7 separate regions of the Homo sapiens genome follow, and all the other regions are linked to region 1. The links are chromatin loops, found by intact Hi-C in ENCODE. Cell type or tissue: IMR-90. All regions are shown on one strand.

Evidence for each region. Hi-C counts contacts between places; a loop is a spot of excess contacts. Peaks named below come from ENCODE experiments on the same cell type or tissue, not always from the same donor. Only the 100,000 strongest peaks of a DNase experiment are listed, where the experiment ranks them.
Region 2: it touches region 1 in a loop (6-fold over the local background); 9 of 110 quality-filtered maps call a loop at or near these places.
Region 3: a loop joins it to region 1, with 2.5 times the contacts of the local background. A loop is called at or near these places in 7 of 110 quality-filtered maps.
Region 4: a loop joins it to region 1, with 2.2 times the contacts of the local background. A loop is called at or near these places in 3 of 110 quality-filtered maps.
Region 5: a loop joins it to region 1, with 3 times the contacts of the local background. A loop is called at or near these places in 5 of 110 quality-filtered maps.
Region 6: it touches region 1 in a loop (3-fold over the local background); 8 of 110 quality-filtered maps call a loop at or near these places.
Region 7: a loop joins it to region 1, with 7 times the contacts of the local background. A loop is called at or near these places in 7 of 110 quality-filtered maps.

The regions. Positions count from the first base shown.
Region 1 is chr9:16,190,065-16,194,064 of GRCh38, forward strand. No RefSeq gene overlaps it. Among named protein-coding and RNA genes, the nearest start is that of LINC03041, 84 kb to the right of the region's middle. In IMR-90, a CTCF peak has its summit at 2,287 (motif pointing right); DNase peaks (open chromatin) are centred at 1,777, 2,237 and 2,787; H3K4me3 peaks cover 224 bases; H3K27ac peaks cover 2,686 bases.
Region 2 is chr9:16,415,336-16,419,335 of GRCh38, forward strand. It overlaps BNC2 (basonuclin zinc finger protein 2), which reads right to left. Exons shown (of 7, transcript NM_017637.6): 7 at 1-4,000. The coding sequence ends at 3,654. LOC124902125 (a long non-coding RNA gene) reads left to right here. Exons shown (of 3, transcript XR_007061425.1): 3 at 1-41. Among named protein-coding and RNA genes, the nearest start is that of LINC03041, 140 kb to the left of the region's middle. In IMR-90, no CTCF peak of the experiment used is centred here; a DNase peak (open chromatin) is centred at 1,956; H3K4me3 peaks cover 624 bases; H3K27ac peaks cover 762 bases.
Region 3 is chr9:16,626,405-16,630,404 of GRCh38, forward strand. All of the region lies in intron 3 of BNC2 (basonuclin zinc finger protein 2), which reads right to left. Among named protein-coding and RNA genes, the nearest start is that of BNC2-AS1, 98 kb to the right of the region's middle. RefSeq lists an enhancer at 560-1,093. In IMR-90, no CTCF peak of the experiment used is centred here; DNase peaks (open chromatin) are centred at 387, 1,707 and 2,207; H3K4me3 peaks cover 401 bases; H3K27ac peaks cover 2,523 bases.
Region 4 is chr9:16,037,568-16,041,567 of GRCh38, forward strand. It overlaps a transcript of CCDC171 not described here. Among named protein-coding and RNA genes, the nearest start is that of LINC03041, 240 kb to the right of the region's middle. In IMR-90, a CTCF peak has its summit at 2,003; a DNase peak (open chromatin) is centred at 3,114; H3K27ac peaks cover 1,693 bases.
Region 5 is chr9:16,334,052-16,338,051 of GRCh38, forward strand. No RefSeq gene overlaps it. Among named protein-coding and RNA genes, the nearest start is that of LINC03041, 60 kb to the left of the region's middle. In IMR-90, no CTCF peak of the experiment used is centred here; DNase peaks (open chromatin) are centred at 1,990 and 3,460; H3K27ac peaks cover 1,889 bases.
Region 6 is chr9:16,513,965-16,517,964 of GRCh38, forward strand. All of the region lies in intron 5 of BNC2 (basonuclin zinc finger protein 2), which reads right to left. Among named protein-coding and RNA genes, the nearest start is that of BNC2-AS1, 210 kb to the right of the region's middle. RefSeq lists enhancers at 126-708, 804-1,372, 1,373-1,939, 1,954-2,514. In IMR-90, no CTCF peak of the experiment used is centred here; a DNase peak (open chromatin) is centred at 2,047; H3K27ac peaks cover 2,296 bases.
Region 7 is chr9:15,871,653-15,875,652 of GRCh38, forward strand. It overlaps CCDC171 (coiled-coil domain containing 171), which reads left to right. Exons shown (of 26, transcript NM_173550.4): 24 at 2,880-3,011. Among named protein-coding and RNA genes, the nearest start is that of CCDC171, 320 kb to the left of the region's middle. In IMR-90, a CTCF peak has its summit at 2,122 (motif pointing right); a DNase peak (open chromatin) is centred at 2,139.

The DNA.
Region 1 (4,000 bases):
TTCTACTTTTTGACAATTCTAACTTTTGAAAGAGGGGTAAAAATCAATGGAGAAGGTTGAAATGAATGTCTAAAATGAGGTTTAACACATGGGGGCCAGTTGGGGGGTGGGGGCGAGGGGAGGGAGAACATTGGGACAAATAGCTAATATATGCAGGGCTTAAAACCTAGATGACGGGTTGACAGGTGCAGCAAACCACCATGGCACACGTATACCTATGCAACAAATAGTTCTACACTTGTGTCCCAGAACTTGAAGTAAAATAAAAATACAAATGAGGTTTAAAAGTTGCCTATATCTGACTTTTAAAATCATGTACACTAAAAGGGATTTTCAAGAGGCTTTGCAGATGAGGAGGCATTGCAGATTTTCAAACTGACTGCAGGTCATGATGCTATTATAACATATAATAAAGCTAATCAATGAGGTACAGGAAAGGGTCCCTAAGACTGAAAAAGTATGAAGGATGTGTCTGGTCATCATGTCTTTTCCTTTCTCTTCCCTTTTTTTTTTTTTTTTTTTTTTTTTGAGACAGGGTCTCACTCTGTCACCCAGGCTGGAGTGCAGTGGTGCAATCCCAGCTCACTGCAGCCTTGACCTCCTGGGCTCAGGTGATCCTCTTACCTCAGTCTCCCTCATAGCTGTGACTACAGGTATGCACCACCACACCCGTCTGATTTCTGTATTTTTTTTAGAGATGGGGTTTCGCCATGTTGCCCAGGCTGGTTTCCAACACCTGGGCTCAAGTGATCCACCATCTCGGCCTCCCAGAGTGCTGGGATTCCAGGTGGGAGCCACTGTGCATGGCCCTGGTCATCATTTCTTTGTGTTCTCTTCTTCCTTTTACCTAATGAGAGATAGGGGAAGAGGACCCCAGGATTACTCAGGAAATAGCACAACCAGCCTGGGTTATGTACTTTTATTTGAGAGAGATTTATGTAGTGATTATTATATGTCAGATACTGTTCCAGCAGATTCTGAATACTAACCCATTTTATGACCATCACAACCCCATTAGGCAGGTACTGTTATTTCCATTTTATAGATGAGGCAACCAAGGCACACCACTAGTGCATGACAGCACTAGGGTGCATGCAGACAATCTGGCTCAGAATCCATGCTGTTAGCTACTAAGCCTGCCTGACCTCAGAGCTTTGCTCTTTAAATTTTTCCAGAAATCTTTACTGAAATCCCCGGTGATCTGCCTAAACTAATGAACGTACAGAGATCTGGTGCCAGTGGGAGCACAGAGACTTTGCTGTCTGGGAAGTGGTCCCTGGAAGGGCCTTCAGGATGGAACAATAGAGCAACAGAATGACTCCCAGAGGAAATTTCCCAAGTTTCACACAACTTGGGAGCAGAGGGAGGAAGGCGGGGAGGGTGAGTCTGTGGCTGGAAGATGCAGTCCATATGGGATTACATGAAGACATCTGTATATATGTGTTTGGAGGTCTGTGTACATGTGGTTCTGGTTGGGTGTCCCTGTGTGTGAAAGTGTTCATGCATTTATGTTTTAATACCCACCATATGCATGTGCGTGTGTGTGTGTGTGCATGTATGTGTTTGTATATACATCCATGGGCTTGTTAATATACATGAAAGGTGCAAGAATAGCCTCCTTGTAAAGTGACTTGGTTTCTGTCTTAGTGAATTCAAATTCACATCCAGGAATTCTAAAATCAACAATTTTTATTTTTCCTGAAAGGGCCATTATTTGCTTAGAAGTCCATAGGATGAGCAATACATTTGGCATTCTTCTCTTATCTTTAGTGAAGCTGAGGCCCAGTTGGAGACGAACACAGAGTCCCCTGGTATGCAGGCTCTCTGAGCCAGAGCCCATTCCTGTGGGCAGCCAGGACCTGTCCCTGGGGCTCATAGACATTAGCCATCCAGCTGTCAAATAGAGATATGGAAGGACCTTCCAGGTTCCATTTTTCCAAACCTTTAAATCTTAAGATCCCATCCAAGGCCAGCCCTGCTGACCCCAGCAACACTGTTTATTCAAGGGCTTTTCAGGGAGCCACTGCCTACACTGACAGGGACAAGGAGGCACAGCATAATTGCTATCTGTTGCTGCTGCTGCTGCTGCAGTTTTAGCACAAACTGTGAGCACGTCTGTGGGCATTTGTCTGTCTGCAGAGAGGTCAGTCCAGACTTCTCTCACCGGAAGGCGATGGCTGGAGTGCTATTCCTAAGGAAGCAAAGAACGAGGGGTGGAGAGAGTCGTCCCCGGAATTGCATGGCTTGGGGCTTGGTCCAGATTGCGTGGCGAGGAGGGTAAGCAGGCCCAGCAGAGGGCGCCACCGCGCTGGCTCTCTTCTCCCGCGCAGTGCAGGCAACGGGGCGGTGTTCAGGAAGGCCAAGGAAGGATAGATTCTCGATACTGTACCCCCACCCCACCCGCCTCTGCCTCCCTCCTTCTCCTATCTCTTCTCTCCTCCCTGCCCCCTCCCTCCCTTCCCACCTCTCTCTCAGTCTTTCTTTCTTTCCATCTCTAGCCCCTCACCCCCCTCCCCAACTTGAGCAGGTCACCCCAGGGAACCTCAAGTCTAGTAACTGAGTGTTAATTATGTCTGAGTGGATTCTGGAGAAAAAGAAAACCATATACTGTATCAGCAGAGAAATGGTTTCACTGTGAGGAAACTAATGATGCTTTTATCAGGAACAATATAAAGATTGCTTTTTTACTAGTGTGTGTCCCATAGGGTTCAGGGCTATGAGATATTTCTGTATCTGGCTTTAGGTTCCTCTGAGCTTTTACATAATCAAATCAATAGAGCCATGATTCACCCTCTGGCAACAACTGCTCCCTGCAAGTTTGCTGTTGCATCTTTAGTGGCGAAAGAGAAAATAAATAAATATATGGAAAGGAACTTATTATGAATCTGTAAAAACATTGATTTGTTTCGTCTTCAGTCTTCCTTTTTAATTGCTTTGCATACACATGTACACACACACTGTGAGGGTCTAGGTTCACAGCCGGTCAGAGAATGAGGTGGCTGACGATTGCCCAGGTATTTGCCATTGTCTGATGGGAAGAGATGGGTTCTGTTGAGCAGAATCAGAGGTGGAGATGTGCTGCTTGCCTGTCCTCCCGTGTCTTTTTCAGACATTTTATTCATCTTCTCTCCCATCCCTGTGAATTCCCTACATTCCAGGCATGATTTTGGTTCTTCCCTTTCTCTTTGAGTTATATTGTTTTTATCAGAAATTTCCCTCCCCTCTGCCTGGCAGAAATGATCACCCTTGGACCTACATCTGTCCCCAGCAGCATCAGTGAGGCCGCAGACTTCTCACCCTCCCCAGCCCCCATTCTAAGAACAGCTGGTTAGGACCTCAGTGAGAATACAATATGGGAGTGGGCAGGAGCAGAGAGAGCAGATCTCACCATTTACTCTGGAGACACATCTTTCCTTCTCATTTCTCCTATCCCCAAACCTCCGAGTTCACGGAAAGAGAGCACCAGGAATAACTCCTAAAGTCTTTCAGGACACAGGCAGTTTGCCACTCCTTTCCCTCCTTTCTTTAAGTAAATAAGCAAAGGCATCTTTCAGGCTAAAACATGGGGGAGGATTCAGTGTTGTGCTACTGTGTCATCTACTTTTCACAGGCAAATTTAGATGACCAGGGCCTCAAAACACAGGTGTTTCAGTGTCACTTGCTGCTTTGCATTGACAAAGTCAACCGATAAAATAGGTATGTTCAGCTGGGCTTGGAGAAATAAAAACAGGGACTCACTGGCAGTCCAGCTGGTCACAGAGACAGGGAAAGGTTGTTTTGTATTTTCTACTCCAGTCCCCAACTTAGAGGCCTTGTTCATAGATAGGCTTCATTCTTCCCATCCTTCAGAAGCAGAAAAACATTAGAAGTAATAACAGAGACGAGGCAGGAAAGAAAAGCCACTTATGTAATCAGGTGTGCTGGGACCTGGGGATGACAGTGTCACAAAAATAAAATGGCTCCCTAATGATGACAGAGTCTTATTACCAAAGCCATGCTC
Region 2 (4,000 bases), 230 kb after region 1:
ATAGTTTTAAATGATCAAGACAGTACAAGTTTCAACATCAGCTAGAGAACATGCACAGTCATACCGCCTAATTTTGTACCTGTGATAAACTCTGGCTAAAACCAATCACATGGGGAAAAGCTTGTCGGATGAACATCTACATCACTATTAATTTTCAGCCAGCATAGAATGCATGTGGCTTGAGAGAAACTGTTTAACAACAAAAAACTCCTATGAAAAAGCAAATGAGTAGGAATGGGCAAAGATGAGCTCCATGACTAAAACGCTGATCTCTTTATCCTTCCTGTTTGCAAATAAGCCATGGGATCACCATCTTAACTAGAATTCTAGTTAAGTCAAAACAAGACACTCAGGCACACACTCAAGAACGAGCAATACTTTGGAAACAGAAGAATTGTACATTTTATGATTTTCCATTGCATGTACTACATCCATCCACTCCCCTGTCCCTTTTAAGCAAATAGGCTTTATATTGGAAAATGTTATTTACTCATTTAGAAGGCCACCGTAACGACTGGGCACTTGAGGCACAAAAGTAGTAGCAAATAGGGGAGATACTTAAAAAGTGTCAGCTGTCCAGGACTTATTGCCACTTCTCTGACAAAACACAGGTGAACACATTCATGTTTCCAAGCAAGGGAAACTCTACTTCTAGAATCTCATTACTTCTGGACTTTTTCTAACTGGCTATACACATTAGCTTGGTTTGCAGCAAGTAACAAACATTTGTTCTAAGCCTGGTGCATTTGCTGATGTGACTGCCGACAGCTATGTAATTCACTCACGAGGGCTATCTGACCTTTTATTTGACATTAAATTAAACAGACTAAACATTGCTGTTGTACAAGATGAGTTCTAGTAACTCAACTGAGTGTAACTTTTCAAAGTTGCTGAAATAAAAATGTGTATTTATTTTCATAAAACTACATGTAGTCTATGCACACTGCAAAAGCCAGAGTTTCTATAATGTTTTGTTGGGATATTAAAAATCTTTTCCCACCCTTTTTGAATCTAACCATTTGGTAATGGGGCAACAGCACAACACAGAGAACGCTGAGAGGACCAAAATGTTTGCAAACAAACTTTCATTATTCTAGTTCAATCTTTCACAAACATACTGTACAGAGTCTTATATGGTATAAAACAAAGGAAAACATCTGTCTGTTCAATTTAACACAACACCAAAATAAAGCAATTAAGACTTTGGGGAATTCAAAGTACAAGAAAACAAAAACGATTATTACTAATTCCTCAGCTTTTTACCATAAACACTTGTCATTTAACATAGTGTTTGATATAGTTTCTTTTGTACTGCAAATACTTTTGGTCTTTCCTCCCCGTAGAACAAATGAAGAATTAAAATGGACCCCATAGCATCCTCTGAAGGAGGTGAAAAGATAAAGCTCCTAGACATAGCTAGCTTATCTTTAAGAATCTATTGTTTCTGAAATTTTCACAACAAAAATACTGAATCCCCAACTAATGATGCTTATTTTGGGAAACAATAAATACTGTGAGGTACAATAAATCCTACAGGAATAATAACAACAGAAACATATTAACAGTTTCCTTTGGCAAATTTAACGGAAGTGAATGCTGATGTGAACATAGAAAAAATAATTACAAAAACATGAAAAATGGAAACGACATAAAAGTTAAAATAAAGGGATATTTCTAACTTTTAGACTGATGAAAGAAATGTCTGAGGCCATTAAATGCAAAAAAGAAATACATTCTCTTTAAATTATTGTGTACTGTTTGACAAAATATTCCTTGTTTATCTCTTCTTTTCCCCTCCACTTAAAAAAAAAGGAAAAAAGAAAAAAAAAAGACAACAAAACAGTCTGCAATGCACACCCTAATGGTTTTGGCTGCAGACTGAACTTGAGTAAATATCATCATTTAGTCAGTATGTTGTGGTAGCTGAGGCTGCCGATGTGGTTAACCAGCTCAGGCAACATGTGTAAACATCGGAAACAAAACAAAACAAAAAAGGTTTGGAGAATAGTCTCTCTCCTCTTTCTCACTCTCAATTGCTTGGTTTCAGGCTTGCTTTCATTTCTCTCTGACAAATCGTGTGGGGAAACACAAAACACTGAACATTGAGAGATCCTGCTTTAAAACCCCCTTCTTCTGGCTTTTCAGAAAGGAGTGTTGCTCCATTCAAGTTTAGCACATGTTTTCAAAGCTTCCAAGTACTGCTGCTGTTAAATGCCTTTTGATTTTGTCTACCAAACAGGCCTGAATTATAGTACGACTGCAGAATTTGCAACAAATTAGACAGCCATACAACAGACCGACCCAGTTCAGAGGATTTCTTTTTAAAGGATAAGGGTTAGGGCCTTGGAAATGAGTGTTCGACTCTTTTACTGTATTCATCTTTGTTCCGTAGCGGGTAATTTGGGCTTTTGTATCCTGAAATATTATCCTGCCTCTGAAGAATAAATGCCTTGGCTGTTTCACACCACATAATTTTGTTTTCCTTTTATGTAACTTAACGTATAAGCAAGAAGGATGCAATGTTGATTCTAATAACATTCGGCACTTGAAAGAATCACCAAGTGTTTTTTTAAAAAGCGGTTTTCTGGTGGCCAACAAATTGGCCTGTGGTTATGTTGAGTGACTAATTGTATTTTCTTTTCTGGAAACTTGTGCAAAGTTGGCAGTTTTGTGTTAACACTAATACTTTGTTTGGCATTTGTGCCCTATACTGACCAGACCATTTTTATACAAGTGAATTTTTTTTAAAAAAGACACTTACTGAAGTATGGCAATAGTTTAAGGATAAAAAAGAAGCATGGTTATTACACATCCCCTTGTAGTGTATGAAAAAAAGTGCATGACGGGATTTATGTACTAGTACAGGACATTTTAAAAAATCAGATCTGTGCTGTAAAGCATGCCAGCACCTCTTTAGCACTATATCTAACAGGTAGTAAAAACAAGACCATGTTTTTTTCTTTTTTTAAAAATGTGCATTAATGCTAACATAAATGAATAGAGCTAGCCAGCAAACTATCTTTTCCTGCATATCTAACAGCTGGATGTAACTGTAAAAATTAAACAAAAAAGTTAAACAACCATCAATACAATTGTTTTACATCAATGGCCCCTCAAGGCTAAATATTTACAGGTGAATCTGCCATGCTTTAATTGAAGATTCTTTCAAAACCTTAAAGTTCACAAAAGACAACTATAAGAAGTTCCTTTTTGTTTCTTTTTTCTTTTTTTTCCCTTTTATTTTTGCAGGCAACAGTCATGGGTACAACAAATTGTCTCTTTGGGGAAGACCAAGAATTATTCTGTCAAAACTGGGGCTAGTTGCACACTGTGTGTGTGTGTGTGTGTGTGTGTGTATGTGCATGTGTGTGTGTGTGTGTTTAAAGGGGTACTCTGTTTTCACCCTGAAATCAAAGATCCCACTCCTTTCCCAAAACTATAAAGGGAAGTGAAAAAAATTCAAAAGCACCTAGTGTTTATCTTGTTTATCTCAAGGAAATACGTGTGTGTATATGTAGCCACAGAGCATACATAAATGCACACACACACACACACACACACACACCCCAAGTACATAAGCGCACACTGACTATGGCAGTTCAAACACGTAGGCCATCTGGTGAGAGCTGGCATTTGTAGTGTCCATTCTGAGACTAATCTACTGAAGTGAAGGGAATGTTTTTGTGGAGATTAGGGTTCTGACTGTGCCGATTTCGGCTTCGTACAGAGGAAAACATCATATTGCAACCTGGGACTTTGCACTTGTGCATTTCTCTCAAATGCACAGTTTTGTAGTGCACTCTCAGGGTCCCCTTGTTGCTGTACATTTTGTGGCAAATGTTGCACATGATCCCACCATTGCTCCCAGACAAGCTGCTGAACATAAGAGATCCTGAAACTTCAGCCCCTAGGCTGCCAGGGAGGGCAGGGGCCTCGGCCTTGTGTGCCGACTCCCCACTGTCACTCGCCCCGTCAATGTCATCGAGAAGAATCCCCTCAT
Region 3 (4,000 bases), 440 kb after region 1:
GCAAGTACATTTGCAAGATGCATGGTGCCCACCCAGTGCAGGCAGACAGAGCAAAACTTTCATCTCTCAGTTATCCCCTCATTATTTCAACCACAAATCAAGTAGCAGTCATGAGGAGGGTGAGACAGAAAGGCAGAGAAAATAAACAACAACAAAGACAGAGACCTGGTTGCAATTTAGTATTGGATTCAGAAGCCCAATTTAAACTAAAACCTGGCTCTGGGGTGCTGGCCCTCATCTCCTTCTTGCCTAGCCTACGAAACGTAAAAGGCAAACACACACACACACACACACACCCTGTATTCTCTTTTCTTTCTCCTTTTTTTCCTTCCGTAATCAGGCTCTCAAATGTCAACGGTCCCCTCTGGAAGGAAGCGAGAACAGGGTATTGAAGTATGCAGTGCCATGAGTCATCTTACTAGATGCTCTAGCAACTGCCTGTGACCCAGCAGTGAGCCAAGATAGCAGGGCTTTTAATAAAGCAGCACGTTTGCACACTCACAGCCCTGTTAATTTAATACCTGCCGCTTGTTTACCAAACAGCACGGGCATGTCTCCGTGTCGGTAACTTCCCAGTGACAGTGAGGCGACTGAATCAGGGCATGGAACAGATGCACCTTTTTACGCTCTGTTACACTGTGTCACAGACTACAGCCCCTGAGCGCATTCCTTTATTTATCCTGCAGCCAGTTGAGCTAATTGTCAGAGACAGACCTGGTTCTAATTCTGCAGAGTCCAGCAACTGCTGGAGTGTATGTAGTGAGGCATGAACGGTGCAGAACTTTAGAAGGGAACAGTTGAAAAACAGAGTCTGAGGGTAGAGGCATAATCTGCCAATATTTTACTTAGACTTTGAAAATACCACCTGTCTCAATAGCAGGCTATGGGAGTGGGGACAAAAGTAAAACAACTCCAGTGTCAGAATGAAGCAGAAGCAAGCAAATGTCAAAGCATATTCCTATGTAAGGAGAACACAACACAGCAGCAATGGCATTCATTTTCCAAAGAATATGGTTCGGCCTGTGCAGTTGTAAAATATTCACAAGCTCAAAAACCTGGTGATAACAGGCCAATATTCAATGCGGCTCACACCAGCAGTTCTGCACAATACCAGGATTGAGCATTACAGAGATACTGTGATGCAAGCCCATTAATGACACCAAAATTACTTAAAAGACTAGTCTCTCAATCCTCCAGCCATACAATTTGAGTCTGCTTGATCATGTGTAGACAAAGAAACTCCCATTTATTGTTCTCCTCACACCCTGTGGTATTAGAAGTGTTTCTTATGAGCTGTAATACCATACTCATATTTTATCAGTAGCAAGAGTTCACTCCAGTTAAAGTTCTTCACCCGTCATGGGCATTTTTCAGCAAATTAATGTCTTTTACTTGCATGACTTCCCTTCATATTATAATTTGGGGTTTAAACGGATCATAATACTTTGCAGAAAGTAAAAAGAGAAAAAGAGCTCAGTGTTGATAATTTTTACCACTTATGACTGAATGACCTCAACTGAGGAATAAAAAATTAAGTCATTTGTCTTATGAGGTACAAAGGACATTTTACGGTGTACAATTTAGCTAATAACGGGTTCAGGCCAATCCTTAAGAAGTCACATGTTTCCATTGTCCCTTCACCCCCTGCTTGTGTTTTTACCACATCCTAACAAAAACATGACCAGAACTGGTGAAAAACATACGGTTCCAACTAATGAATCACATACTTTCCCGCAAGTACAGTAAGTACTACCAGCTGTGTGACAGTCTTGCTTTGGCAGTGGGACCAGCTTAGAACAAGCCGGCTCATCTGAAAGCAGCTGTACTGAAAAACCACAAGCAATATAAGTGTGTCTGCCTTCTCAGGGCGGCTTTGTCTCTGTTCTATGTCTCTGCTCTGTCCCCATAATGTGCCAGCCATCTTGTTTAGAGAAAGTTTCAGAAATTACAGTGGTAGGGAGAAAATCCACACATTCAAAAACCTTAAGTTTTCAGAAAATGTTGTCACTTTATCAAGTGGAACGCCGTGAGAGGTCAATTAAAGGAAAACACCTCTCTCCCACATCCAGCCTTCCACATGCATCTTTTGGGGTTTGCCTTAGATGTAAAAGTGTGCGTATTTATGTATCTAAATAAGTGAGGTGGGAAACAGGGGGAGGAACGGCACAGGATCCAGCTACTTACAGATGGGCTGAGGCATGCATGCGAACACACACAAACACACACGCAGAGCAATTCGCAGATTATCAACTCATGCCATGAGCTACTGCAAAAAAGTTCTATGATTTTAAACTTGCCATTTATACAACAATAAGCTTCATTTGTAACCACAAAGCATTCTGAAAAAGATTCCCTGGCAAGCCCCAGATATTTTTACACAAATGCACTTTTCCTTTCTGTGAAACAACATTCAACTGGATAATCATTGCTGTTAAAGGGAAAGAAAGTCCAACAGCATTGGTCTAGAAATTTAAGTGGAAATAGTAGGATTTTTAAACTTCTGTAGTGTCTGAAGGCAATAAGTAATTAAAATTTTTTTAATGTCATTAAGTGATCAGTAGCTTGTATGTAAGCACCTAAGTACCATCTCAGGCTTGTTCTGCAAAAAAGAAATACCTACCGTTGTCATTCTTGACTTTTCCAAAGTCTCAATCAGAAAAATAAATACAGAGTAGTGAAATTATTTTTGGTTTTTGTCAGTGTTTCACATACAGAGAAGTCAAATGTAAGGACTAATCGGGAAGGTTTACCTTTTATGTTTACTTTTATTGCCTAATTTAGCCAAACACATTACTCTAAACTATAATGTTGTAAAGATGCTTGATTCGGCAATAATCTAATCCAAAAATTATATTAACATCACATCTTTTTATTTACACCATAGTTGTGTGAATAATTTTCGTTTTGAATGAGCTATCAATGTAATACTCAAAAAATGGCCAGAAGACTCACTACATTCAGAAGATTCACTACATTAATTAGAGAAGATCTTGGCCTCTGTGGTTTCTTCCTAAAATTCACTCTTTCTAAATGAACTTTAATGTTTGTGTGTTTGGGGGAGTTCAGTGCTGGGCTGATCAAGGGCAAGTACTTAGGGTGAATCTAGAAATCACATTGAGGCTTACAATTGGATAAAGGCAGACAGCAGAACTGGGAGCACCAACAGTAGTGGGGAAAGAGTAAAGGATGAGCATCTGCAGGCAAACATCGGACGAACTCAGGTTCCACTCCAAACCACCACATAAACCAAGTCACATGATTTTTTTTTGGTTTCCCAGTGCATATAAAATTTGTTTATTCGATGCTGTAGTCTATTAAGTGTGCAATAGCATTATGTCTAAAAAAAACAGCATACATACATCTAAAATACTTTATTGCTAAAAAATGCTAACAATCGTCTGAGCCTTCAGTGAGGTGTAATCTTTTTGCTGGCAGAGGGTCTTGCCTAGATGTTGATGGCTGCTGATTGATCAGGGTGGTGGTTGATGAAGACGGGTGGCTGTGGTGTCTACTCATAAAATAGACGGTTTGCCGCATCAATTGACTCTTCCATTCAGAAAAGATTTCTCTGTAGCATTGATGCTTTGGATAGCATGTTATCCACACTAGGACTTCTTTCAAAATTGGAGTCAATTCTTTCAAACTCTGCCACTGCTTCAATTTGTAAAAGAAATGCAGTATCTGCAGAGTGCAGTAAAGCCAAGTGCAATAAAAGGAGGTATGCCTATGTTCAAGCCTGAAGAACAGACTTAACTAATACATAGACTTGAAACAGTACACTGATAAACAGACATATAATTTTAAAAAAATATTGACTCATTTATAGCACTTAGTTCATGTTAAATCTAATAAAGAATACTAGTCTAAGTGGGAAAAGTCCAAAACTGGATTATTAAATTACACAGTAAAATCTATCAAGAAAGAGCTAATATGGCTGAGCCAAAATTATGATTAAATTATGATAAAAGCATTAAAACTCAGTTATTAATAACATGGAAAG
Region 4 (4,000 bases), 150 kb before region 1:
GTTTAAAAATGATTCAAAGCATAAAATTAGGAATTGAAAACATAATAAATTATGACAATATATAAGGTACCATGAAAAAATAAAATAGAGATTTTAAAAAGAAACAAATGAAACTTCTAAAAGTAATAAATATTGTCATCAATTTTAACAGATTAGATATGGTTAAAGAAAAAAGTAGTAAACTGGAAGAGATTTAATTCCAATTCAGAATGCATCACAAAAACGTAAACATGTGAGGGAGTAACTAAAGATATGGAGGAAAGAATGAGAATAAGCGTTTAGAAGTAGAAATAGAAAATGAAGGAGAAGAAATATTCAGAGAGAAAAAAGACTGAGAATTTTTTTACAATGTCTAAAAGATAAATATCATAAGATTCAGGAAGTACAGTAAGTCATGAGCTGAATAAGTAAGTGTGAATTCAAACTTCAAGTCCACTATAATGAAATTGCAAAATACTGATGCCAAAAAGTTCTTAAAGCAATGAAGATTTTTTTTGTAGGAAATATAATTAGGCAGCAGATTTCTTGACAGCAACAACAGATATTAAAAGTCAAGAAGATGACATACCCAAAGCACTAGGAAAAATCACTATCGGTTTGCAATTATATAGCCAGCTAAACTATTACTCAACAACACATATAAAATTAAAGTTTTGTTTGGTTTTGGTCACCAAAAATGTAAAGTAGTTGCTAAGGGATTTATTTCAAGTAGAAGAAAATTGAACTAGAAAGGAAGGGATGAGCTCTAAGAGGGGAAGTTAAATTTAAACAAGCATTGTCTGTAGAAGTTAATAATCTTGACAGATTTTAAGGGTATAAAAGTGAAAATAATATATTTGACAACAATAATAGATAAAATGGGTGGGAGATGTTTGGAGCTCTGAAGATTGATAGGTAAGTAGAAATGACATTTTGTACTTTTCAAAGTCAAGTATGTGTGTTAAAAATGTAAGGGTAACATCTAAAACATCTGTATGTATATACAGAAATACAAATAAGACTGATAATTACCAAATCAGTAGAACAGGAAAAGAGGAAATAAAGAAATCAGAATCAATCCCACTAAAAGTTTGGAAAAAAGAAAGCAAAGATCATATATAGCAAAGTAAACACAAAGCTCAAACTAAGATGGCAGAAATAAACCCTAAAAAATGTTAATGAACTAAATGTATCTGTTAAAACACAGAGATTGTTAACTTGGATGAAAAAATTAAAATCTATGTGGTTTTATAAGAGAAAATATGAGGGCAAAGAAAAGAACAAAAACAGAAAAAAAAATAGAAAAAGACCTATCAGGCCAAAAAAAAAAAAAAAAAAGCTGAATATAGTTACACTTATGCCAGACTAAAGGGCGAAATTTATGATTACTGATAAAGGTTGTTATACAAAATGTAACACTTTTAGTATATATATAATATGATAGTCTCAAAACTTGAAGTCCCAAGAGGAACTGTGAAATTATAATCATAGTAGATGTTTTAACACATCTGTCTCAGGGAAGTAAAGCTGACTTTAAAAATTAGTGAGGAAGACTTTTCAACAAGTCATTTTGGGAATGATAATGAGAGTTGTCCAAATAGTGCTTCTGGTTCCAGCTCAATGAGGTTCAGGGTCCTTCTTAGGCAAATTTTCCGTAGTAAACTCCTATGGGGAGGAGAGAGCAGGATTCTCTGACCTTTGCTGTCACCTGTGCAGGACTCCCTCATGTGGCTGAGGCCCCTATTCCAGCCTTGACTCAGGGAGGGGGTGATTTTGGCATGTGAGTACTGCTGTTATGTAACTTGGCTACGATTTTTTTCCTTCTGCGTTTTAAGTTAGTGCAAGCTATTGTGGCCTCAAGATTCTTTACACACAGCTGAGGCTGCAGAAAGTCACATGCGTTAGTTAGAATGTAGGCTAAATGGCTGTCACAAAGACATGGAAGAATACAGTGGCTCAGAGGAGGCTGATTATTTCTCCTCACGGAACAGTCTAATTTCCCTGCAGGTCGGTAGCCCCAGGAAGGTAGGTGGCGCTGTTCCATAAACTCGTCTAGCCTCCTTCTGCTGTGCTACTCCAGTAGCCCCTAAGGTTGTCCTCTTCCTCATTCTTACATCTGCGTCCCAGCCCATGGGAAAGGCAAGCAGCTACTTTAAAAAGATGTGACCCAGAATTTGCACACATTACTCCTACTCATGTCCCTCTTCTTGGAAATCATCACTCAGTCACATGGCCCCCCTTGAGCTACGTGGGTGTCTGGGAAATACCATCTCCAGCCAGGCAGCCATCTTCCTTGCTTCTGTGTGTGTGTGTAATGGGGTGGGGGGTGGAGGTGGAGTTGTGTTCATTCTATTGCCAGAAGGAAGGAGATTGGACCGGATAACAGAAGAAAATGAGCAGTGTCTGCCACAGCATACAAGCTTATTTCTAATCATCGCCTACTCATTACATGTGAGGGACACTGGAACCTTTCAGAATCTCAGTTTCATCATCTAGAAAACTGCACCTCACAGAGTTGTTGTTAATGGCAATCAAGATGAAGGGAGGGAAGGTGAGGGCCAGCTGGGTGCCCTGTTACCCCCTCACTCCACAGTCCCTCCTCTGCATAGCACAGAGGCCCCTAGCCAGACGCATACTCCACCAGAGAGCCACAGGCATCGTGTTGGAGGCTGGCCAACGCTTTGCCCAGTCCTGCCTCTGTTCCTGGAGCCCCTCTTTCCTTATCTTGATCCCCCCACTTCTCCCTCCCACACCTCCCCAGTGAAGGGATTCTGCAGATTGATGGACTGTCATCTAGAAGGTGGAGGCAGACCTCAGATTCCTGAGTTCTTGAAGGAAAGGGATTAATGAGCCCTCAGAGTTGTCTCTGGGCTGGAGCTCATCTCAGTGCCTGCTCCAGCTGGGACGGCCCACCGCAGAGAGAAAGGCAGGCGGCTGCGAAGCTTTGGTCATGCTGCCCCATAGGTGACCTGTCAGGTTTTGTTTGTGATTGTTTGTGCCCAGTGGTGCAGGTCACACGCTGAGCTCCTCCCAGGAATTTGATTGTTTGCAGTTGTAAAGTGCAGGAGCTTGGATCTGTCCGAGCAGAGGGTTAAATCATAGAGTGTTTTACAAGAGCAGCTATAGGGAATGCCTTGTTTTCTCCTTATATGGCTATTTCTCTCAGTCCAGAATCCCAGGGTGTATTTTACGTGGTTGAAATACACAAATGGAGTAACAGTCTTAGCCAAACATGCTATGTGGCTTTAAAATTAACAAGCTTCTCTCTACTTCTGTACCCCAAACACACATTCACATGCATAGTTTCTGTTGAGACTCTGCAAAGATACTCTCTCTTTTTTTTTCAGCCAAAAATATTTGATGGGGTGAATTTCTACAGTTCCCTTGCTTTATACATAAGAAATATTTCTTTTGAGGAGAGGTGTTTGCAAGCGTGTGGGTCAAATCTAAGCATCAAGTTCTTAATGAGCAGCTACTGTGTGTGTAGCTAACTCTAGGGTATAAAGACAGAATTGGGTGCCCAACATTAAAATATGACAAGGAAAGATGTTTAATGAAAGTTCAAGATGACACTGGGCAAAGTAGCAGAAGGCAGCACTAGGTGAGTAAGCACATGGGCTTCCTTTGCCACAGGGGCTCAGAGGAAGGAGAAATCTGTTCAGATTGGTGTGTTCAGGACAGATTTCATGGAAGAAGTGGAGGTTTCAGCTAGTCGGATTTGGCCAACTAGGTCAGTGGGAGCAGGGAGGCATTTGGGAGCAGGGAAAAGGCCTGAGAGAAAATGCAGAGGAAATAAAATGAAGGAGCTTTTAGAAGACAGCAAATAATCTGGTGTCTAGAGCAAATGGCTCATGCAGGAGAAAAGGAAGTTTAGGTGGGAAAGATAGACTGAGGCTGGGAATGTTCTGTAGAAGTCAGGCGAAGAAGCTGGGGTTTTTGTTTCATGGTAAAGGGAGGGCAATGAAGATTTTTTAGTACTTATTTTGATCTGAACCAGGTGTCTGAGGTTCAGGATTTCCAA
Region 5 (4,000 bases), 140 kb after region 1:
TCTATAGTCTTCCAAATCAGCCCCAGGACGGAAAGTCTCCTGACGTGGAGGGGCAGCTGATCAGATGGCCGTGCTCTCCCTGAGAGAGGCCTTCTCTTGAGTTTGCTGCCTTTGCATCCCCTTCCCACCAGCCTGACCCTAGGGAAGTATCGTTCTCCCATCTACTCTGGTCCAGGCCTAAACAAAAATACCTGGATTATCTGGAATGACCCTGGTGCACACTCTGGGTTACCTGGACAATGATCTTGCTGGAACCAAAGGCCCCAAATTTCCCTAGGGTTTGTCGGGGAGTAGGGGAAGGTAGTCTGTAGCCGAGTTCTCCTGCCCATGGGACTGAGTGTCCTCCCTCTGCAGGAAGACTGCGGCACCACATAGGTCCCAAGGCTCCAGGGGCTGGAAGCTGGTGTTCCCAGACAACTCTGGTAAATGCCAGCCTGTCTTACACTAAGTGGTCTAATGACTTCCCCCTCTGACAAGATCTCTCTCTTGCTCACCCTATAAGGAGGGGGATCCTATCCCCCTGTGGGGATGAAAACCCTCACAAAATCAGCACACCTCTGCACGGACGCAGTGGAGAATGGCTGGCACCTTGTCATTTCCGCTTCTCCCATAGAGCCGGTCCTTAGCCAATGCACTGTAGCATCTGTCTTTACCCCAAGACATGTGTCAATGGAACACAGGACTTTAGTCATCAGATAACAGAAGATCAAACACTCAGCACAGGTGAGTGGCCGGCATGGGACAGAGAGTGATGGGATGGGGCATGTTTATAACTACGGTTATTTGGTCCTGCATCGTGACTAGAGATCATGGGTTTCTCTTTGTTTGAATCTATCCTCAAGCATTGCAGGGGGTGGATATGCAGTGATGTCATAATGTCACCTTAATAAATGTGTGAAATGCAGTTGTTTCCTCTACACTAGCAGCCCCTCTCAATGCAGTCTAAGCATGTACGATACAGAATGATGGAGGGCTAGAGCTAAATGGGGCACCAGGGGAAGACTTAAAGGTGCTCCTTGTCCTTAAGGAGCTGATATTCTGGATGGAGAGTCAGATACATAATTAGCCAACCAGATTACAATGGATTAAGTGCCCAGATCAAGTCATGTGTCATATGTTTTGGGCTCCCAGAAAATGACCACTTCATTCCACCTGGGGAAGGGGACAAAGAAGATTTCTCACTTTACAGATGAGGAAACTGTTTAGTCTGTATTAGTCTGTTTTCATACTGCTGTAAAAAACTGCCCAAGACTGGGTAATTTATAAAGGAAAGAGGTTTAATTGACTCACAGTTCAGCATGGCTGGTGAGGCCTCAGGAAACTTACAATCATGGCAGAAAGTGAAGGGGAAGCAAGGCACCTTCTTCACAAGGTGGCAGGAAGGAGAAGTGCCAAGTGAAGGGGAAAAAGCCCATTATACAGCCATCAGGTCTTGTGAGAATTCTCTCACTATCATGAGAACAGCATGGGGGAAACAGCCCCCATGATTCAATTACCTCCACTTGGTCTCTCCCTTTACACTTGGAAATTACAGGGATTATAATTCAAGATGAGAGTTGGATGGGGACACAAAGCCTAACCATGTCAATGGTCAAGGTGATAAGATTTGCTTAAGGTCAGTGGTAAAACCCAAGAGAGACCCCAGGACTCCAGACACTGAGCTTGTGCTCTGTCTGTCTCTCCAGGGTTTGGGTTGTCCAGGGGGTTGCCTCCACTCTTGGATAAACCTAATGCTCGGCATCCCAGGAGAAGATGCTCCTGGTCCCTAGGCTGAATCTCTGGAATGGGACGGGAAAACAAATGCCCTCCCCGTACTGGGATACCTGGGCAGTGTGGCAGGAGTCAGGAAGGAGGGCAAGGAGGCCACCTGGTCTGGTCCCCTGGCTGACAGGAAGTGATGCCTCCTGGGCTCATTCAGCAGCTGTTGCTTGCTTGGCATGGTTTAGACAAACAGGCAGATGTCCTCAGAGTGACCTCCCTGACTCAGAGAGTTTGGGAACTGAGGTATTCACTCCCTGGGGTTGGGGGTGCTGGCCAAGGACAGGGCATGAGCTGCTGACTCATTCTCACTGCCTCTCCGTTCTGATACTTGAAAAGTTGGGAAAGAATTGGGAAATGAAGAAGCTATCTGAAAAGGGTGAGTTACAGGACCGCAAAATAACATGTTCTCCTTCCTCCAAGCCATCTGCTCCTTGTCCCTTCTAAGATGCCAACAGATCTTGGAGGGTTTCATGCATTCAGGACACAGTGGTCCTTACAAGGTCTCCGGATGGCTGAGCAGACAGAACGGGGAGAGAGATGATTCTATGAGATGCCAGAGAGAGACACGGTCAGGTGGAAAGGCTGTCTCAAATATTTTCATGGTGACCTAAGAATAAACCAGTAAGGAGGGAATAATAGCAGAAAACAAAAGGAAACCAATATTATTGAATAATAGAGCTTGAAGGACATTAAATATCACATGGGCTCACCCTGTCTCCAGGACTGGCTTCAGGGACATGTGACCCATTCAGTCACACAGGTCCCCACACTTGGGAGAACCTACTCTTCATTTAAAGCTCTCCTGTCGCCATCTTGAAATTCAGAATTTATTTTTAACAAGAGGCCCGTATATTTATTGTACACTGGGCCCTGCAAATTATATAGCCAGCCCTGCGCATGGCCTTACAGATTAAAAAAAAAAAAAAAAAAAAAAAAAAAAAAAAAAAAAGCCCAGAAAGGGAAAATGGCTGCTCAGGATCACACTGGTCCTTTGCTCTAGAACCAGGGTGAGAACTCTCAGTTCTGTTGAGAGTCTACATTGAGTGTAACTCTACTGGCAGTGTCTGTTTAGGGCAAGAATTCCTGATTCTGGCCTTGCCTGCTCCAGGTAGGCCACTGCAAGGGCTGTATGGACCACAGCAGCCCACGTGTCCAAAATGGAAAGCATGCCTTCTTTCCCTGATCATCTCCCCCTTCTCCTTTGGCCAACCTTGTCTATATAAATGCAATACCATCCTGTCATCTCAAACTAGGGACTCATGATTGGACTCCACAGTTGTTAACGGGCTTGATCTTGGACTCCCAGCCCTGGGTAACTTTGAGCAAAGTTCCTTCATCTTGCTAAGCCTCTATTCTCTAATATAGGAAGTATAAATAATAATGCCATGAAGCCTCTGGGGTTATTGGAAAGATTAAGTGAGACGATGCAAAACAAACATTTAGCATGGCATCTAACCCATAGCTAGTGCTCAATAAAGTGTTGTGTTTATTTAACTTTATTCTACAGCTCCCCTTGTCCTGGCCTAAGACTGTGACTGGATAAATCCCTGCCTTTGTCCTTGAAGCTGCTCTCTGATACCCTACTATTCAGACTATGGAGCAGCAGGATCAGCCTCACTTGGCAACTCATTAGAAGTGCAGAATCCCAGGCCCCAACCCAACCCTGCTGAATCAGAAACTGCACTTTCACCAGATTCCCAGGTGACTCATATGGGCATTAAGGTTTGTGACACACTGTGATTTCTAGTACACACAGTTGGCCTTTCTTTCTCTGCCCTGGGGATATGAGTAACTTCCTAATTCCAGCCATAATCATTCTTATAAAGGTAGAACCCGAGCCTACCATGACGGGTTTGACCAAAGTCTAAGTCCCTTCCTGAAGGCTTACGATATGGCTAACGTGAACCTGGTGAAGAGTGCCATTAGTGTGAAAGGTGTATGGAAAGGTGAATGAGCAAGAATCAGGAAACCTGTCAGAGACTACTGCAATGATCCAACCAAGACGTGAAGGGCCTGAACTAGGCCTGGGGCCAAGAAAACAGGGAGAAGGGGGTGAGTTATGGAGTTTTATCCAATACAGAATTCAGCAGATTGAACTACCAGGTAGAGTTACAGGGGATACAGGAGATGGAGTAAAGACAGCTCTGAGATTCCTTTGAAATAACAGGATCATATTGCATGTATATAGACAAGGTTGGCCAGATGGTGGAGAAGGGGGAAATGATCAGAGACAGAAGCC
Region 6 (4,000 bases), 320 kb after region 1:
CAAAACTAATTTCTTTTCAAAAATATTAGCAAGAATATTATTAGCCAGATAAGCAGGAATCACCTATACGTGTGGCTATCTCCTGCAACTTTCTTCTCTGAGATGGCAGGATGTCACAGTTTTCCAGTGGAAATCTGAACCACCAAAGTCCTTTCTACACCCTGGTCCAACCCTTCAGTGAAGCACCACCAGCCAGCAAGGCAGGTTCACCTGATTACTCAAGATTCGTCTGGTTTCAAGGGATGAAATACTTCTATTGTCTCCAGACCATGCAGCCTGAGAGTTACTAGGTTTCAAACCAAATTTTCATGTTCCTTCTGTGCAAAGAATAAATGTACTCTCTACCATTCAAAGAGGATAGCTGCCAACACACCCCTGACTGGTCTGAGTGGCTGAAATTCCACTGGGAGGACAACAAAAGGAAGTGGGGCTTCAGTATGCAGAGCAGGGAGATCAGAATGATGAGCAAAAGCCAGAATCTTTTGTTATGTGTTTTTCACCCAATGCTGACATCTAATTGTTTAGATTTTTTTTTAAAAAGGGGGGAAAAATACTGGTAATAAAGGAGAGGTTCTGAAAAAGCAGCTCTGTACTAGCAATCTGTTATCTGTATCATAAACTTTCTTTCCTCTCTTATTTATCTTTCAGATGTTTACAGTTGACATGCAAATTTCAGTTGTCCTCCCACCAACAGGTGAGCACATTTGTTTCTTTTTTGAATTGTAATAATAACATTTTTCTTCTAAGGAGTCTTAATTTCTATAGTCACCAGGAACTGTTGTTAGCAAGGGATCCACGTCTCGATGATGACAGAATTGAAAAACAAACAAACAAACAAAAAAACACTTTCACATGGAGAGAGAAATAAGTAGTTGTCAACAAAACCATTTCTTTCTTCATTGCTAATGGCAATCACTGGATAAGCAGATCATCTTGATTTTAAAAATTCCAATTATTGAACTCCAAACCACCACATTGATTACTGATTCCAGATATATATTCTGGTTTCTGGAACCAGCAAAACTGTCTGGCAGTTACACTGACCCAGAAGGGAACAGACGGGAGGAAAGAGAACTCCCTTTAATGCACAGCTATCAGTACTGTTGGCTATTTACATAATTCTTGCATCAATAGGACCACTGAACAAGTGTTAATATTGCAAGTGGAAGCAACATCCAGAGGGAATTCAACATCATTAGCTGCATGGAGCAGAGCATGGAGATCCGAGAGGGAATCATGTCAGCTCCAAGAAGCCAATAGTCTGTGGCTGTCAGTGTCTGAAATGGAGCCGCTTCAAAGCCGACTGGGCTGTGACCTGAACACTGCATCCCTGCGCCCGGTGAGAAGAGGATCAATGACTGTGTTTGCTGGGCTCCAGTCATCCCCTTGGCTAATGAAAGCTGTGCTGAAAGGAATGCTACGGGGCCTCTGGGCAGCCTGCAGCCTGGCATTAGCGGAGCTTGGCTGGTGAATGCACCCGGCACCAAAGCCTCCCTCACCCTCACCCGCCCTCTTCCCTGTTCTATCCCACCAACTCCCCTCTGGCTGTCTGTTTAGTGTCACTCAGTTGGGATGGATCCCGTTAAAGATCTGACGCTTAGTGAGGACTCGGAGGTGTCTGGAACGTCTGTCTCTAATCATAAACACCACAGCTGGCAATGATGTGGTCGAAAAAAAATCACCTTGATCCAGTACACATTCTCTTTGATGTCTCTGCAGTGAGTTCACTGCCCAGAGAAAAAGGTACAATTTGAAAAAAAAAAAAAATTTAAAAAAAACCTCTGAAAAAAAAAATCAAGCTTGACATTCTCAAATCATAACCATATGACTTTCAATTCCATGCTAAAAAAAAGATATATATATATATACATCTCATTGCATTATGTTCTAAGAAATTCAGAAAAGAGGCATCTGACAATTGTAACATGAAACAGGTTTGGAAGATAATGGCAGTTTGAGAGGAAAACACTTCCAAAAGGGAAAAAAAAAAAAGTCAGACTGCCACTACCATAAAAGGAAGAAGTCTTCTGCCAAAGATTGCAAACTGCAGTGACCTTAAGTAAGAGACTGTAGCTGATTCAAGGGAAAATGAAAACTTTTCAAAGACAACACTGCTTGAGCTGAGCCACTGTTTCTAAGTGCCTTATGCCCTCTTGCCTTTCGGGTGGCCTGGTAAACACACAGCCTAACTGTGCTTCCAGCCCCAGGCCGCAGGGTTCTAATGAATATTCAGCCACATTAACATGCATTTTCTTTGTGTTGTTCTTGGTTTGTTTGTTTTTTTTCAGTCCTACCAAGATGGGGCTGGTGTAGATAACGTTCTTGTGATGCCGCCTCAGGTATCAGAACTCTGAGAAGCGTTTGCAAGTTAAATGCTAAGATTCCCCAATGATTATGCGGAAACTTAAAAAAAAAAAAACTAACCACACTAACCTAAAGAAGCGAGTTTACAGTGGATAACAGTTATGCAGCTGTCAAGATAACTCATGAGACCTTCTATACCAACTGAGATAAATATCACTTATGTATCATCAATGTCCAAATTACATACATAGGTACCCAGAAACCCCCCCAATACAGGGTGAGAACTCAAAGAGTCTTTATTTCTATCCCAAAGCGGGTTCTTTCTAGTACACACAGTCTAAATATACAAACAAGCACACAAAACAAACTCAGTTAAATGTGTGCTTCTTTTTTTTTCTTTTTTCATCTTAAAATCCAAAGTCATTTGAAAAATCTCTTAAGACTAATAGGAGACTAATTATTAATTTATAGTTTTATCTTAATAAAAAAGTGAATAAAAAGGTGTTTTAATCCAGATAGTTTTAAAATTTGTCGTATTAAAAGCATCTCTTATGCTTATTCCAAATGTAGTAAAATAATCAGGTGATTCTAACTCTAAATGAGGTAAACGTTAATTAGATGTTTCTGGTTTCTTTGATTGTGAGCAAAATAGCAAAAGGCTTTAAACTGGTCAGTTGCACTGTGACACAACCAATGTTTAAGAAATCACTCTGTAAACGGCATCCAGGAATGCAGCACCAACACTTGCAGTAACAATATCCAGACGAAGCCAAAAAGTTTGGATACTGCTGTGTTGTTCTAAACTGACTGAGGTTTTGAGGACTAACAACATTCCCCCATAATGATGGTGGTGTCTTTAGATTGAGATAAGATTCAAATTTATTGAGGGTTATTTACTGTTGTGTATAAGGTTCTGTGTGTTGAGGAGGGAAGTAGCCAGTTGGAGGAGGGCAACTTGGCTGGGCTCACAGCTGAGAAACCTCAGGAGCTTGCATATCCCTATAAGGTAATTTCTTTCCTTTTTTAACATAGGCAAGGTAATTAAATGTTAGTCAATCTTAACAGACTGAAAGGCAAGGATATGCTACTATATACTGAAATACTGGCATTCACTGCAATATTTGCCTTACAGTATTAAGGCTTTAGTGGTATCTCATTAAATAAATAAAGCTCTACAAAATGTTTTAGCCCAATTCTGATCATGAGTATGTGTTTTAAACAGTATTGCTTGCCAGAAAGAAGGGGCAGTGGGAGGGTAATTCCTATATGCTGTAATTTACCTGACAAATTAATTGCAAACACACACACACGTACACAAGTGCACACAAACTTAAGTAAATGTACAAACCTGACCTGGTGTCCTATGATGCAAAGCATTACATTTACAAGAGCATAAAGTTCATTAGTTTACTTCCTTCCTCCAAAGCTTAAAGGAGACAAAAAAATCATATCATTCATTTCATTTTTGAAAGGAAATATGCCTGGGGTGTTTATATAAACACAGTAAATTGTAGGTTCCATGTAACCATATACATTTTTATTTCTAAAGCAGGGTGGACAAGTCATAGGGTCCTGAGTTTTCTAAGATGATTAATATACTAGATAATTGCAGAATTCTCAGCCATACTTCAGATGTGTAAACCAATCCGAAATGGTACTTGGCACAAATATCTCATGCCAGGGTTTCTACCAAATC
Region 7 (4,000 bases), 320 kb before region 1:
GTTCTATTTCTTTTCATGAACGAACTTAATGCAACAAGGTAAGAGTCCTTTCTTACTGTTCTGTGTTGAATCTCCCTGTTGACACCTTGAAATTCAGACTTGCCTTCTGCATTCTTTCTGAAGTCTCTTCCTTCTACCCTTTATTTCTTCCGTTTCTTGTCATCTTTCTTTTCTTCTCCTTTGCTGCATGATTTTATTTTTGCTTGTCTTAGTGTCACTGTTTTGGATTCTTTCAACATGATGCTTTCACTCCCTTTACTCATTAAAATAAAATTATGGATAATTCTTTTACAAGACTTTTCTAAAAACTTTTCCTAGAAATATTTGAGAACATTTTAGATACTTACTCTCAAAGTTCTCGTTTAATTTAAAAGTGGAAAAAACTCTTAAAATTTTAGTAGAAGTATTTGTGATATTGCATCTATTATATATCATGGGTCTCTCACTCTTGATGGCACTGTCAAGTTGATTCAACAGATAATTTGTAATTAAATGGAAGTATTAAAGCATGCATATTATTCAAATGATTATGATGTTCATCATTAGGTGTAGCAAAAATAGCTGCATTTTGCAAGTTTTTTTTATTCAATATAAAGAATTATTTAATTTGGCAAATTAAGTAATGTTATACCAAAAATATTGAAATGACAATAAATCAGTTTCAAAAGCAAGATGCCACAGCTTAACAATGTTCATAAAGTTTATTTAGAGAATATAAAATGTGGCTTACTGTTCACTGTATGTCAAGCTTCGTGGATGAAGTATGGTGCCTGATGCTAATCAGGTTAAAGGACCTCCAGTGCTCGAACTGTGTTGTGGATTATACTTACATTGCTTATGGTTTTTTTCCCCTCTCTTTGCCCGTATTAGCAATCTGCTTTTGTACTTTGACATCCAGGATTTCCCTAGTGAATTTTGTCACAGAAAAAAGAGAATCATCAATATCGCAGTTAAACTTGACTTTCAAAGCTAATAGTATCTCATTTGGGGGCTCAAATTTAATAAATTTTCTTTGATTCTGGGTGAGTTTTTAAACATCAAACAATGAATTGGCCAGGGTGCAGTAAAATATTTAGATCTATTGACTGTGGTTCAGAAGGGTAGAAGGCAAAACACTAGTGGTTTGATGTTGATAAATTCTCAGAACCTTAATCCACATTAATGTTTTCTTTTATCTGAGTGCACATTGGTGACAAAAAAAAGCAAGAGAAGGTATTCATACATGTAAAATATAAAACCTAAAACAAATGTAGTTGTAAAATACGATTTGTTTTGTTATGCTAAGTAAGTTTAACAGCATTCTTATCCTGAGTGAAGACTCTGGAGAGTGTTTGTTGCAGATAAATATACATTGTGAATTGAGACTCCAGCATGCATGTGGTACTCACATCATTATAAAAATTACATCATAGTGTATGTTTTACAGCATACACTTTGACATTCTCTTATTGACAGAAAGTCTTCAGATCAGCTTGGGACATATAAGGATTTTTATGCCCATAGATTAGCGTGAACAGTTAAAGATGCCGTTATATGTTTGTGTGTGTTTGCTGGCTTAAAGAAACTCAATAGAGTTTGTTTTGTGAAATGTGTGTATATCCTAAGGAACTAATTAATACAATAAAAATAATTCAAACAGTTTTACAAGCTTCCCAAGTAGGCTAGAAAAATGGAGGAGAAATTTTCTATCTTGTATTTTTGCCAAGTTATATTTGAAGTTGCTTGGATAAAACTAGAGATAGAAATATATTTATTTGAGCAGTTAATGCAATTTTTATAGTTAACCTTGTTTTTGACCTTCGCTACCTGATAAAAAACTTTTTGTTCTGTGGCATTGAGCTAATTGTATAATATTTATTAAGTATATGGTAACAAATAGATAAAATTTTAAAACCTATTCCAAGCATAAGGAAAGTTAGAAAATATGCCTATGTATTGAAAACTCCTATTATTAAACTATATGATTAAAATGAGAGCTTTTTGTTCTTAAATGCAAACGAAACTATGGAATTCTTAAGGCTTTTACTAAGTTTGGAAATTAAAAACCAAAATATCTGTTTTTGAATGTTTCCATTTATATTATATAAGGAATATTTTCTCATTTGTCCAGAAGGTGGCAGTGTGATATCAACTGCATGTGATTCCATACTGACTAGAGAATTGGTGTTTTTCCCATATCGGTGATGTGTTTGTATTGTTGCTTTCTGAATACTTAAAATAGAGTACAAATACTACTGATTTTATCTGTTGTATTGTTTAGAAATTGTGTGACTGTGTTGGTTTATATGTATTTAATCATTAAGACTCAAGTTTAATAAAATCCTGCAATTCTAGAAGAGTGAAAAGGGCAAACAAACCTCTTTCTTGTATATTTTTAAGTCTCCTTTTGTGTTGAGTATATTTGTTTTGATTCTAGAGTACATGTTATTGAAGTTTTCTTTTCAAAGACTAGTACCTAATAACTATCTTGTCCAATATGTATCAGTTCATATCAGTTAAACACCACATGTTACTAAGCAGGTGATAATGATTAGGAGATGGCTGTTGTTTTTGATTTTGTGAATGTTTTTTCTTTTCTTCCTTTTTAGGGTGGAACTGTGAAAAAATAATTCAAAACCTCTTGATCAGAAGAGCTCTAGTGACTCTTCTTCCCCTCCCTCATTTCAAGCAGGAGGATGCTTTTTCTTCTTAACATTCTCCCCCAGCACTCTGAATTAGAGATTTATTTGCAACGAAAAATCAATTAGTCCTAAATTTATTCATGGATTTCAGGTCCAGCGATCAATGCAAGTCCACTCAGTGGGCTCAAGGGGACCCAGTTCATCCCAGTTAATGTGTCTGAAGGGGAATTACCATTGATGCTGTTTTTTTCCCTTTAGGTCAGAGATCAGATCTCGCTGTCATGGTCTGCGGCAAGTAGGAATGACTTCACCCTACAGCTACCCAAACTGCACCTGGAGACCTTTGCAATGGAGGGGCTCAAGGGCGGGCCAGAGGTGGTAGCATGCCAGGTTAGAGTCTAAATAACATTGTTTGCTACTGAGACATATAGAAAAATAAATTGCACTAACTGGAGAGAATGAAAGCCTCAAAGTATTGTGAATAATTTAAAGGAGATGCAAATAGATGTTTCTTCATTTTTCTTCTATCATGTAACAGTATACTTTACAAAATATTGTTTTTTTCTTTAAAGCCTAGAACTAGCCTATTAAAATAATCCAGAAAAGTGTTTTTACCAAGGAAAAATGTGTTTTATGGCAAAGTACAGTATTAAAAGAAAATACTTTCCTATCAGCAGAGGACAATAAGACACTAGGCTGTTACCTCTTTAAGCAAGTCTCAATTTGTTGCTTTTATTGTTTGAAAATAAGTAATTTTAGAAAAAAAATAAAATAATAAATCACTTTAGTTGTAAACATCAAAAGAGATACCTGAAATATCTCAATATTAATTCCAAAATATATCCAACATTTCTTATGAAGTAATTTAATTTCAGCAAAGCTTAAACTTATCTGTGTTTTCTATTGAAGAGTATTTTACCCTTTAATATTTAGTTTTAGTGAACATTGTAAGATGTGCAAATTGGGTCATTTCATTTATAAAACTTAAAATATCAAATCATAAGAACTCAAATAACTTTAAAGTACACTAATAAACTTATTTTTAGAAACATTCATTTTCGGATGCTGTAGGTATCCTTCTATTTTATGTCACTATTGTATTAATATTATTGTGATCAATTTTTTCCTTAAGGTTATTTTTCTTAATCTGACAAAATGAAATTCAGTGTGTCCTTTTAATGCCCAAAACCTTCATTAAAAAAAGAAAACTATCAACATTATGTAAATTATAGGAAGCATGATATTTCAAAAGAGACTGTCCTTGTTCAATAGCACTCTATTTTTTAGTGTATTTAAAAGGAGAAATATCTCTTAAAACTTAGTGTGTCTTTCACATGTTGAGATTTAAAATAATCTTTTTCATTTTAGTTTATGACCCT